Regions from separate parts of the Homo sapiens genome. Here regions 2 and 3 are each linked to region 1. Evidence: read pairs that join two places in POLR2A ChIA-PET (ENCODE). Cell type or tissue: Panc1. All regions are shown on one strand.

Evidence for each region. Peaks named below come from ENCODE experiments on the same cell type or tissue, not always from the same donor. Only the 100,000 strongest peaks of a DNase experiment are listed, where the experiment ranks them.
Region 2: POLR2A ChIA-PET joins it to region 1 with 15 read pairs; 2 of 35 experiments call an interaction of 5 or more read pairs at or near these places.
Region 3: POLR2A ChIA-PET joins it to region 1 with 13 read pairs; 16 of 35 experiments call an interaction of 5 or more read pairs at or near these places.

Annotation. Positions count from the first base shown.
Region 1 is chr19:39,511,009-39,515,008 of GRCh38, reverse strand. No RefSeq gene overlaps it. Among named protein-coding and RNA genes, the nearest start is that of SELENOV, 2.1 kb to the left of the region's middle. In Panc1, no CTCF peak of the experiment used is centred here; a DNase peak (open chromatin) is centred at 1,783; H3K4me3 peaks cover 360 bases; H3K27me3 peaks cover 959 bases.
Region 2 is chr19:39,584,606-39,588,605 of GRCh38, reverse strand. No RefSeq gene overlaps it. Among named protein-coding and RNA genes, the nearest start is that of LGALS13, 16 kb to the left of the region's middle. In Panc1, CTCF peaks have their summits at 173, 1,236, 2,367 and 2,568; no DNase peak of the experiment used is centred here; H3K27me3 peaks cover 3,154 bases.
Region 3 is chr19:39,449,154-39,453,153 of GRCh38, reverse strand. All of the region lies in intron 2 of SUPT5H (SPT5 homolog, DSIF elongation factor subunit), which reads right to left. Among named protein-coding and RNA genes, the nearest start is that of SUPT5H, 5.6 kb to the right of the region's middle. In Panc1, no CTCF peak of the experiment used is centred here; no DNase peak of the experiment used is centred here.

The DNA of each region.
Region 1 (4,000 bases):
CCAGGCTGAGAAACACACAGATTGCCCCAGTGCCTCCGCAGCTGTCGGTGACACTCAGGTGTTCAGCATATGTGTACTGAGTGCCTGCTGCGTGCACACTTCTCTGCTGGGTGAATTTGGGGACAGAGCAGGCATCAGGAAAGCCCTGGTCCCTGCCCTCACCAGGCTCCCTGTCCAGTAGGGGACACATACCCATTACCAAAGGGCTACAGCCCAGAGCGTTCAGGGCAGGGATGAGGGAGCCCAGGAGCTGTGGGATCCCAGAATAGGTTCAGTCAGCCTGCTGCAATCAGAGACGGCTCACTAGAAAAGGGGACAACTGACATCTGGAGACTGATGATGAGCACCACGGCAACAGTCTCACTCTGGCCCAGGCTGGAGTGCAGTGGCATGATCTCAGCTCACTGCAACCTCAGCCTTCTGGATTCAAGAGATTCTCCTGCCTCATCCTCCCAAGTAGCTGGAATTACAGGTGCCCGCCACCACACCCAGCTAGTGTTTGTGTTTTCAGTGGAGATGGGGTTTCACTATGTTGGCCAGGCTCGAACTCCTAGCCTCAAGTGACCCACCCGCCTCAGCCTCCCAAACTACTGGGATTACATGCGTGAGCCACTGCGCCCGGCTGAGAGTTCACATTTATTACAGTACTAGGCGCTAAACATTTGCCCACAGCTAGTTAAATGGCAGAGCTGGGATTCAAACTCAACCCGTCAGGCTCCAGCATCCTGGGGCTTAACCACTTTGAGAAGGAATGTCAAGCTGTGAGCTCCTCAAGGATGGGGTCTTGTCCGTCTTGTTTACTGCTGTATTCCCAGCTCCCAGAATAAGATCTGGCATGTAGTAGGTGCTCAATAAATGTTTATGGCATTAATAAAGAGACAAAGGGTTAGCCAGGTAAAGGAGGAGTTAGCTGGAGGCAGCAGGACTAGAGCCCAGACAGTGAGCACAGCAAATATGGCCTTGGAGTAAGGGGCAGGGCCATTAACCAAGGATCTTCTTTTATTTTTTGTAAGCACATCAGACATGTACTTTTTAAAACATTTTTTTATTTTTTGGGAGGACAGGCTGTCACTCTGTCACCCAGGCTGGAGCACAGTGGTGCAATCACAGCTCACTGCAGCCTCGACCTCCTAGGCTCAAGCAATCCTCCCACCTTGGCCTCCCAAAGTTCTGAGACTACAGCATGTGCTGGCCAGTCTTTGGTTGGTTGGTTGGTACGGTAGGGGGTGGAGAGACTTGTTTTCAGTAATTTGAAGGAAGCCAAGAGAGGGGTGTCTGTGTCTAACAGCCTGATGGTTTTACTTCCGAAGCAGAAAAGTGTTCCAGTGTTAGAGACTGATTTAAAAAAAAAAAAAAAAAAAAAAGCCCCTGATGGGGAGCGGTGGCTCACGCCGGTAATTCCAACACTTTGGGAGAGCAAGCCGGTGGATCACCTGAGGTCAGGAGTTCACGATCAGCCTGGCCAACATGGTAAAACCCTGCCTGTAATTGCAGCACTTCTGGAGACCAAACCAAGAGGACTGCTTGAGCCCAGGGGGACTGCTTGAGCCCAGGGGTTCAAGACCAGACTGGACAACATACCAGGAACCCCTCTCTACAAAAAACTTGAAACTTAGCTAGGTATGCTGGTATGCACCCACAGTTCCAGCTACTCAGGAGGCTGAGGCAGGAGGATCACTTGAGCCCAGAAGACTGAGGCTGCCATGAGCTATGATCACACCACTGCACTCTAGACTGGGTGACAGAACAAGAGCAAGACTATGTCTCTTGAACAAAAACGAAAAGCCTGGTGGCCTGGATGTGTGCCATGAACAAAAAAGAAACCTGTGATTGTGTAAGTCAGTAAGATTTGAGGGAAATTTGTTATTGCAGCAAAACCCAACTCTCTTAGTTGGCTCAGGCTGTTATTAAAAAAAATACTATAAACTGGCTTAAACATTTATTTCTCATAGGTCTGGAGATTGGAAGTCTGTGATCACGGTGCCAGAAGGTTGGGTTCTAGGGAGGGACCTCTTGCAAGTTGCAGACCACCAACTTCTTGCAGCCTCACATGGCAGGAAGAGAGCCAGCTAGCTCTCTGGCTTTTTTTTTTTTTTTTTTTTTTGAGACGGAGTCTTGCTCTGTCACCCAGGCTGGAGTGCAATGGCACAATCTCAGCTCACCGCAACCCCCACCTCTCAGGTTCAAGCAATTATCCCACCTCAGCCTCCTGAGTAGCTGGGATTACAGGCACTGCCATCATGCCCAGCTAATTTTTGTATTTTTGTAGAGATGGGGTTTCACCACATTGGCCAAGCTCGTCTTGAACTCCTGACCTCAGGTGGTCCGCCACTGTGACCCACCGCGCCTGGCCATTTTTTTTTTTTTTTTTTGAGACAGAGTCTTGCTCTGTCACCCATGCTGGAGTGTATTGGCACGATCTCGGCTAACTTCAACCTCTGCCTCCTGGGGTCAAGCGATTTTTGTGCCTCCACCACCCAAGTAACTGGGATTACAGGTGAGCGCCACTATGTCTGGCTAATTTTTGTATGTTTTTGTAGAGACGGGGTTGGTTTCACCATGTCGGTCAGGTTGGTCTCAAATTCCTGGCCTCAAGTGATCCACCCGCCTCAGCCTCCCAAAGTGTTGAGATTACAGGCATGAGCCACCGTGCCCAGCCTCTGGCTTCTTATATGGGTATTGATTTGGTGTGGATATTTTTCCCCTCCAAATCTCATGTTGAAATGACCGCCAATGTTGGAGGTGGGCCTGGTGGGAGGTGTTTCGAAGCGAAACCCTCAAGAAGGTCTTGGTGCCCTCCCCACAGTAATGAGTGAGTTCTCGCTCTGTGAGTTCCCTTGTTCCCTCGAGAGCTGGTTGTTTAAAAGAGCCTGAGATGGAGAATGGATGAATCCAGGAGGCGGAGCTTGCAGTGAGCCAAGATCATCGTGCCACTGCACTACAGCTTGGGTGACAGAGCAAGACTCTGTCTCAAAAAAAAAAAAAAAAAAAAAAAAAAAGAGCCTGAGACTGGGCGTGGTAGCTCACTTCTGTAATCCCAGAACTTCGGAAAGCCAAGGCAGGCAGATTGCTTGAGGTCAGGAGTTCGAGACCAGCCTGGCCAAAGTGGTGAAACCCTGTCTCTACTAAAAATGCCAAAAAAAATTAGCTGGTATGGTGGCACACACCTGTAGTCCCAGCTACTTGGGGGGCTGAAACAGGGGAATTGCTTGAATCTGGGAGGTGGAGGTTGCAGTGAGCCGAGATTGTGCCACTGCACTTCAGCCTGAGCAACAGAGGGAGGCTCTGTACCAAATAAATAAATAAATAAAAGAGCCTGGCACCCCCCTCTCACTCCCTCCCTTGCCATGTGATGTGCTTGCTCCCCCTTCACCTTGTATCATGATTGGAAGCTTCCTGAGGCCTCAGCAGAAGCAGATGCCAGCACTGTGCTTCCTGTATAGCCTACAGAGCCATGAGCCAAAATAAACCTCTTTTCTTTATAAATTACAAAGCCTCAGAAGCCTCAGCTATTTCCTTTTTTTTTTTCTGAGATGGAGTCTCGCTCTGTCACCCAGGCTGGAGTGCAGTGGCATGATCTCGGCTCACTGCAACCTCCACCTCCCGGGTTCAAGCGATTCTCCTGTCTCAGCCTCCCAAGTAACTGGGACTACAGGTGCCTGCCACCATGCCCAGCTAGTTTTTGTATTTTTAGTAGAGACAGGGTTTCACCATATTGGTCAGGCTGGTCTCAAACTCCTGACCTCAGGTGATCCACACACCTTGGCCTCCAAAAGTGCTGGGATTACAGGCATGAGCCATTGTGACCAGCCCTTTTTATTTTATTTTTTTGAGACACAGTCTCACTCTGCCACCCAGGGTGGAGTACAGTGGCACCACCACAGCTCACTGCAGCCTCAACCACCTAGGCTCAAGCAATCCTCCCAGCTCAGCCTCCCAAGTAGCTGGGACTACGGGTGAATGACACCACACTTGGCTGATTTTTTCAATTTTTTTTGTA
Region 2 (4,000 bases), 74 kb before region 1:
AATAACCACAGCTTATGAAGTTCCCTTCCTTTGATTTGGGCTGTGTGTATGGCTCACTTTGATCAATATAATGTCATAGAAGTGACACTGTCTGCCTTTCAAAGCTAGGTCCTATGATACCTTGCACCTTCTTCCTGAGCCTTTTGGGAGGCTTGCTTTGGTGGAAGCCTATCATCATTCAGTCCAAGAAACAGGAGACTCTCATGATTTGAGGGAATTCAAGGCATGAATTTGGAGGTGAGGTAGGAAAGGAAATAACCAGCCAGCCCCAGGTGTTCGCCCAGCCCTAGTGTTGAGTCAGACATGAGTGAAGCATCCTCTGGAATCACAGCCTGAAATATCCTTCAGAAAACGTCACTTTCACTACATGATCTACCACCCACATGAGTCCAGTTAACTGAGCAAGATCAGAAGAAAAGATTGCTCTAAGCCAACATGTGTTGGGAGGTTTGCTGTGCTGCAATGCCTAGTGAAACAGCAACAAAGCAAGGTCTGCTCACTGTGTCCATATGTATGAATTGTGTTCATCCCAACAATAAACTACATATTTTCTGATCTAAAACCATAACCATTTATTTTTAAATAGAAATTCAAGGATTCTGCCACTTACATCAGAAAAATCTCGCTATTATTTTTAAACATCAACAATTGGGGTTCTTTAAGGGAAATCTTGGGACTCTTGTGATTCTCTAACTATTGCTTGGATTGAAGTTTTCATGTGGGAAGTGTGTCTGTTTCTAAAGTTTCTGCATGGTAGCCTGTACAAAGCCAGGCACCGTGATTACACAATAAATATCCTGAGAACAATGGAAATAATTAGAAAATTCCACCAGATTGTCCTCAAGTTACAAAATTTCTCCCCAAAGCCTCGAGGTACACCTGTGAGGCTTTAAACAGCTACCTAACATTTCAGTGCAGTGAGTCATCTAAGATTGGGTAAGGTATTTGTCTCAGAGTCTCTGATGTCAACAATGTGCTGTAGAAAGATGCCGTACATAATGACTTCTAAGACATTCTAAGGACCTTGTCACTCCCGGAGTCACAAGAAGGTTTATCCACTTTGGTTTCTGGATGCCTCCCATAAAGTTCCTTGGGCCTTCTTGAGGATGATGACTTCCTCTTTCCCCATTAAAGCAAGAACCAAATCCTGGGAAGTGTGGTGATGTTTTAATGACCAAGTGCAGGGGAAAGGGTGAGGAGAGACCATGCTGTCAGTAGGCTCTGGGGATTCTGTGGTCACATAGAAAGAGGGATTCCATGGCGAAGGATATGAACAGACGCTTCTCAAAAGAAGATATTTATGCAGCCAAAAGACACGTGAAAAAATTATCATCATCACTGGCCACCAGAGAAATGCAAATCAAAACCACAATGAGATACCATCTTATACCAGTTAGAATGGCAATCATTAAAAAGCCAGGAGACAACAGGTCTCCTGGAGAGGATGTGGAGAAATAGGAACACTTTTACACTGTTGGTGGGACTGTAAACTAGTTCAACCATTGTGGAAGTCAGTGTGGCGATTCCTCAGGGATCTAGAACTAGAAATACCATTTGACCCAACCATCCCATTACTGGGTATATACCCAAAGGATTATAAATCATGCTGCTATAAAGACACATGCACACGTATGTTTATTGAGGCACTATTCACAATAGCAAAGACTTGGAACCAAGCCAAATGTCCAACAATGATAGACTGGATTAAGAAAATGTGGCACATATACAGCATGGAATACTATGCAGCCATAAAAACTGATGAATTCATGTCCTTTGTAGGGACATGGATGAAGCTGGAAACCATCATTCTCAGCAAACTATCACAAGGACAAAAAACCAAACACTGCATGTTCTCACTCATAGGTGGGAATTGAACAATGAGAACACATGGACACAGGAAGGGGAACATCACACACCAGGGCATGTTGTGGGGTGGGGGGAGTGGGGAGGGATAGCATTAGGAGATATATCTAATGTTAAATGATGAGTTAATGGGTGCAGCACACCAACATGGCACATGTGTACACATATAACAAACCTGCATGTTGTGCACATGTTCCCTAAAACTTAAAATATAATTTAAAAAAGCAGCATTCCTCAACAGTGAGGGATGTGGTCATCTCCCTCAATTGCAGACAGACATTGAGGTCAGGGAGACATCTCTCCACACTTGCATTATCTTCACAGAATATGGTTGAAGTAGATGGGCAAAGATGTAACAGTGTTGGCCATTTATTATTACCTAAAAGAGGGAAAATGCATCAGAAAGACAGTATGCCACCAAACAAGCTTTCAGCCTCCTCTCCACTCTGTCCTACTACCTACAACATCCCCTGAGAAAACTACTAGCTATATAACTGAACCCAAGACACACACTTCTATTTACATGTTAACATTTGTGCTTATTTTAGAGAGTTGCTTACTTTCTTTCTAATGTTTCATATCATTCTTCCAGCAAGGCTCTACCACTCTGTGTCACATGGTCCGTGCTTGCTCAGCCTCCCCTCTAGCTTGGAAAATCCCCATGGCTAGTGACTGTTTCATGAACTTGAATCCTGCATCTTGCAGAGGGGTTCACACAGGGTTAACGCTAGACCATGTTCATTGAATGTATATCTTTCATTTCCGTGAACTATGACTGCCATTCACTGCTGATGGCCTACTTTCCCTTTGGAGTTGCCTAGATTCGGGCTGATGGTGGCCAAGAATAAAACTCAAGTGTTGTTGGAGAGGCCCAATTGGACAAGTGTTGCAAAACATAGACTATCATTTTGAACAGCTTCTAAGCATAGAAAGAGATCCCTCACTTGAATCTGAATAAAATGTGAATCTTTTGGCCTATCCATTAGAAAGGGCCAGAACATTGGGACATATTCTTTATTACTGAGGCTATAAAGTAACCTTCTAGGTGTCAATTTGTTAAATTTAAAATACACACATTTTTGAACCAGTTATTTTTTTCTTTGTAATTATCTTTCAGTATAAGTAAGGGAGGTGGATAATGACAAAATAAATTACTAGAAGTCTTAATACAGCACCATTTGTGAGAGCAAAATATTGGAAATAACCTCAAGTCCCATCAAAACAGTCAAGTTCAGTAATTTTGGGTAATCCTTCTAATGCAATATTATGCAATCTTTAAAAACTGAGGAAGCACCATTAGTAGACGGGATCCTCAAGGTATATTCTTTGACAACAAATCAAATCAGTTTTTAAGGTGTAATGTGTAGAGCAATGTATACTGGGATTTTCTTAAAAACAAGTGAAATTATAGATCTATATGTTTCCATAAGCAAAGATTTGCTGTGGAAGGAGAGCAGAGCACTGGTAATGCTCCCAGGAATAAGATTGGGTCCAGGAGTGAAAGAAGGACTTAATTTTTCGTTGACTAAAACAATTTTATTCTTATGGATATTGTATTCATTCAGCTAAGTGAAAATTTAAATAACTGCATAAGTAGAAGTGAGCACAATGGGAAAAGACTGAGGAGATTCTACACTTTGGGGGAAATCCTAGGTGTGATGACCTTGATCCTAGTCAGATTTTGGAAAAGAGCTGAGAAAGGCAGTGCAAGCAGAGGGTGCTGTGCCCGGGGCAGGAGTAGTTATGAGAGATGGGTCCTGAACAACTACTGGGGCCAGGCCAGGGAGAGCTGCCTTCTGCTCTCAGAGCCCAAGAAGGCCAGGTATTGGGAGCTCCTTGGGCATTCACCTTGTATTCATTGTCCAGCACCAAGATGCTCAGATCAAATGGTTTGCCATTCTCAAAGAACCCATTGTTGCAGCTCCTCTCATACGTCCAGGCCACACACGGCTGTCAATGACCAAACAATGGCCAAAGTGCACTCAGAAATGGAAGGGAATGTCTGAGACCTCATTTGTCCCAGTGTAGAATTCCATCTGCAGCGCTGAATGATTGCTGAGGGCAAAGCATACGAAGTGTTGGGCAGGCCCCTCCCTTGTGGGGCACACAATCAACACACACACACAAATCCCTTCCT
Region 3 (4,000 bases), 62 kb after region 1:
CAAGCAACCCTGGGAGTTGACCCGGGCTTCTCCCTGCACTAGACCTCTTGCTCACTTTCCACCGAGTCTTTAACTATAATAGCTTGATGAAGCTTGGTCCTTGGGCCTCATTTCTTTCTCTCTCTTTTTTTTTTTTTTTTTGAGACAGAGTCCCACTCTGTCTCCCAGGCTAGAGTGCCATGGCAGAATCTTGGCTCACTGCAACCTCCACCTCCTGGGTTCAAGCAATTCTCTTGCCTCAGCCTCCTGAGTAGCTGAGATTACAGGTGTGCGCCACCACACCTGGCTAATTTTTGTATTTTTTTAGTAGACACGTGGCTTCACCATGTTGGCCAGGCTGGTCTCGAACTCTTGACCTCAGGTGATCCATCCGCCTCTGCCTCCGAAAATGCTGGGATTACAGGTGTGAGCCACAGCACCTGGCCCATCTCTTCCCATTCTACAACTCCCCAAGGCCATCTCGTCCTCTCCCTTGGCGGTGGTGGACATCTCTGTGACAGTGACTCCCATCTCTGTTTCTAGTCCACACTGCTCACGAAGATCACTGGCCACCCCTGTTGCTAATTCTGTGGCCATTCTGTATTCCCTACCATCCCAGCAGCATCTGGCACCCCAACCATGCCCTCCCTGGAGAAATGCTCCTCTCTTGGCTTCTGCCGTATCATGCTCTCCTGGTTTTTCTCAAAACTCCACCAGCTCCTCTTCAAGCTCCTCTTACTGTTAACCCCTTCAAATCTGACATCAATTACCAGGGCTCAGTCCAGGGCCACTTTGTTCTCCCTCCATGCCCTCTCTCCCTGTCCATTTTACTTTCCATGACCTCAGTTCCTGTCTCTAGAGATGACACGTGTCCTCATCTGTCTATAGAGTCCCACTTTTTTCCAGAACTCAAGACCTCCATGCACCAGCAGCATCCTGGATGCCTCCCCTAGATGGCCTCTGAGCCCTTTCATACTCACTGTGTCCCAAACTGACCTCAGTGTCTTCCCCTAGACCTGTGATGGCCTCCTCCAATTACCGACAGGCACCAAATCCTCATCCTTTCTGCCTGTAAACATCATTTCTCCAACCCATCCTTTTCCCCCAGCCCCATATATCTGAGCCTAGGCCAGGACACTGCCCTCTAACACCTGGATCCTTACCCCAGCCTCCTCCCTACTCTCCTGGCCTCTAATCCCTCTTTCCATACCAGAAACAACATTAATGGATGCATACCAAACTTCAGTCTTTAACTCATGAACTTCACGACTTCTTCCATGTCATTACTACAATCCATTTACCTAATACAGGTTGAACATCCCTAATCCAAAAATCTGAAATCTGGTCAGGTGCAGTGGCTCATGCCTGTAATCCCAACACTTTAGGAGGCCAAAGCGGGTGGATCACCTGACATCAGGAGTACAAGACCCGCCTAGCCAATGTGGTGAAACCCCGTCTTTACTAAAAATACAAAAGCTAGCCCAGCACGGTGGTGGGCACCTGTACTCCCAGCTACTCAGGAGGCTGAGGTAGGAGAATCGCTTGAAACTGGGAGGTGAAGGTTGCACTCAGCCGAGATTGTACCACTGCACTCCAGCCTGGCCAATGGACCAAGACACTGTCAAAAAAACAAACAAACAAAAAACTGAAATCTGAAAGGCTTCAAAATCTGAAACTTTTTCAGCACTGACATAATGCTCAAAGGTCATGCTCAGGCTGGGCGCGGTGGCTCGCGCGGATCACCTGAGGTCAGGAGTTCAAGACCAGCCTGGCCAACATAGTGAAACCCCATCTCTACTAAAAATACAAAAAAAAAAAAACCTAGCCAGGCATGGTGGCACGCCTGTAGTCCCAACTACTTGGGAGGCTGAGGCAGGAGGATTGTTTGAACCTGGGAGGCACAGGTTGCAGTGAGCCAAGATCGCACCACTGCACTCCAGCCTAGGCGACACAGCAAGACTCTGTCTCAAAAAAAAAAAAAAAAAAAGGTCATGCTCAAAGTAAATGTTCACTGGAGCATTCTGGATTTTCAGATTAGGGAACGCTCCACAGCAAATATTACAAAATCAAAAAAAAAAAAATCCAAAATCTGAAACACTTCTTGTCCCAAGCATTTTAGATAATACTCAATGTGTATTTTCTTCAAATCTACTCACCTTCTTAAATAAAAACATTTTTATATTATGCAATGTTTCAAAATTTAAAACTTTTTGAAGGTTTGTCATAAACACAAGGTAACTATAAAGATAAAAGCAAAACAATGTTATTAAGACCCAGCAAGATACTGCTGCCTGCTGCAGGCTCTAAGCCTAAGGCCTGTTCTCCCACCCAGAGGCGTTCAAGACACAGTAGCACTAAGATGAAACTTTCTCATGACCCAATCAAGATAAGACACACAACTGAAAAGGAAATATTCTCACTAAATGATTCAATGTAGCTTAAGGTCTTGTCCTTATTCCACCTAAAAGCACCTTTCATCATCCCCAACCTAGAATATATGGTACAGTCTTAGAAAACTGTAATCTAAAACATGAACCTGACCATTTGTTCCCCTGCTCAGCTTCAGCCAGCCTGAACTAGAAGCACATGCTCTGCCTGCTGCCTCTCCCCGTTCCCCACCATTCAGGACTGCCTCCCCAACACTAGGCCTCAGCTGCACTCAACTACTTGGACCATACTCTCTCAGTGCTGGCCATCATCCATGCTGGTTTTCTGTATAAAAAGTCCCCTCTGGGCCTGGGCGCAGTGGCATGCGCCTGTAATCCCAGCTATTCAGGAGGCTGAGGCAGGAGAATCACTTAAACCCAGAAGGAAGAGGTTGCAGTGAGCCGCGATTGTGCCACTACACTCCAGCCTGGGCGACAGAGTGAGACTTCATCTCCAAAAAAAAAAAACTGTGCCTCCCATTCACACTTCAACGAAAATATTCCCTCCTTAGCTAGGCATGGGGGCTCACACCTGTAATCCCAACACTTTGGGAGGCCAAGGTAGAAGGATCACTTGAGCCCAGGAGTTTGACACCAGCCTGGACAATCTGACAAAGCCCTGTCTCTACCAAAAATACAAAACTTAACCAGGCATGGTGGCAAAATCTTGTTGTCCCAGTTCATTGGGAGGCTGAAGCAGGAGGATTGCTTGATCCTCAGGAGGCTGAGGCTGCAGTGAGTCGAGATCACACCACTGCACCCCAGCATGGGTGACAAAGTGAGACCCTGTCTCAAAAAAAAAAAAAAAAGGCTTAGCGTGGTGGCTCATGCCTGTAATCCCAGCACTTTGGGAGGCCGAGGTAGGCGATCACTTGAGGTCAGGAGTTCTGAGACCACCCTGGCCAACATGGTGAAACCCCATCTCTACCAAAAATATAAAAATCAGCCAGGTGTGGTGGCGCACCGCTGTAATCCCAGCTACTCAGGAAGCTGAGAGAGGAGAACTGCTTGACCGTGAGGTGGAGGCTGCAGTGAGCTGAGATCGTGCCACTGCACTCCAGCCTGGGTGACAGAGCAAGACACCAAGACAAAAAAAAAAAACCAAACTAACCTTCCTCCTCCAGGCAGCCATCCCCGCCCCCTCTCCCCCAGGCAGAGTCAGGCACATCCTCTATGCTCACAATTCTCTGGGCTCCCTCCATCACAGCCCTGACCACTGTGAGCCTCCCAATAGTAGGGCCCAGTCCATCTCAGGCACTGCTGGGTCCCCCAACATCACCCAGCCCAAGGCCAAGCACAGAAGACTTCAGAAATATTTGCTTAACACAAATCTCGACTAGCCCACGATGAAGCACATTTTAACAACCCAAACTATGACAGGACCACAGGCTGATTTCTAGGAACCTTGTCATCAGTTCCCCTCTGACAGGTCCCAGAGATGCCTCTTTCCAAACCTGGCTCCTCCCTCCCAGTGGAGGATGCCCCCACCACTCTCTGCTCACCTCAGGGCTTGGATGTGCTCTCACCGTCCTCAACATCCCCTGCAGTAACTGTGTATCTATAAAACTGCCTCTGCCTTGAGACTGAGATCTCTG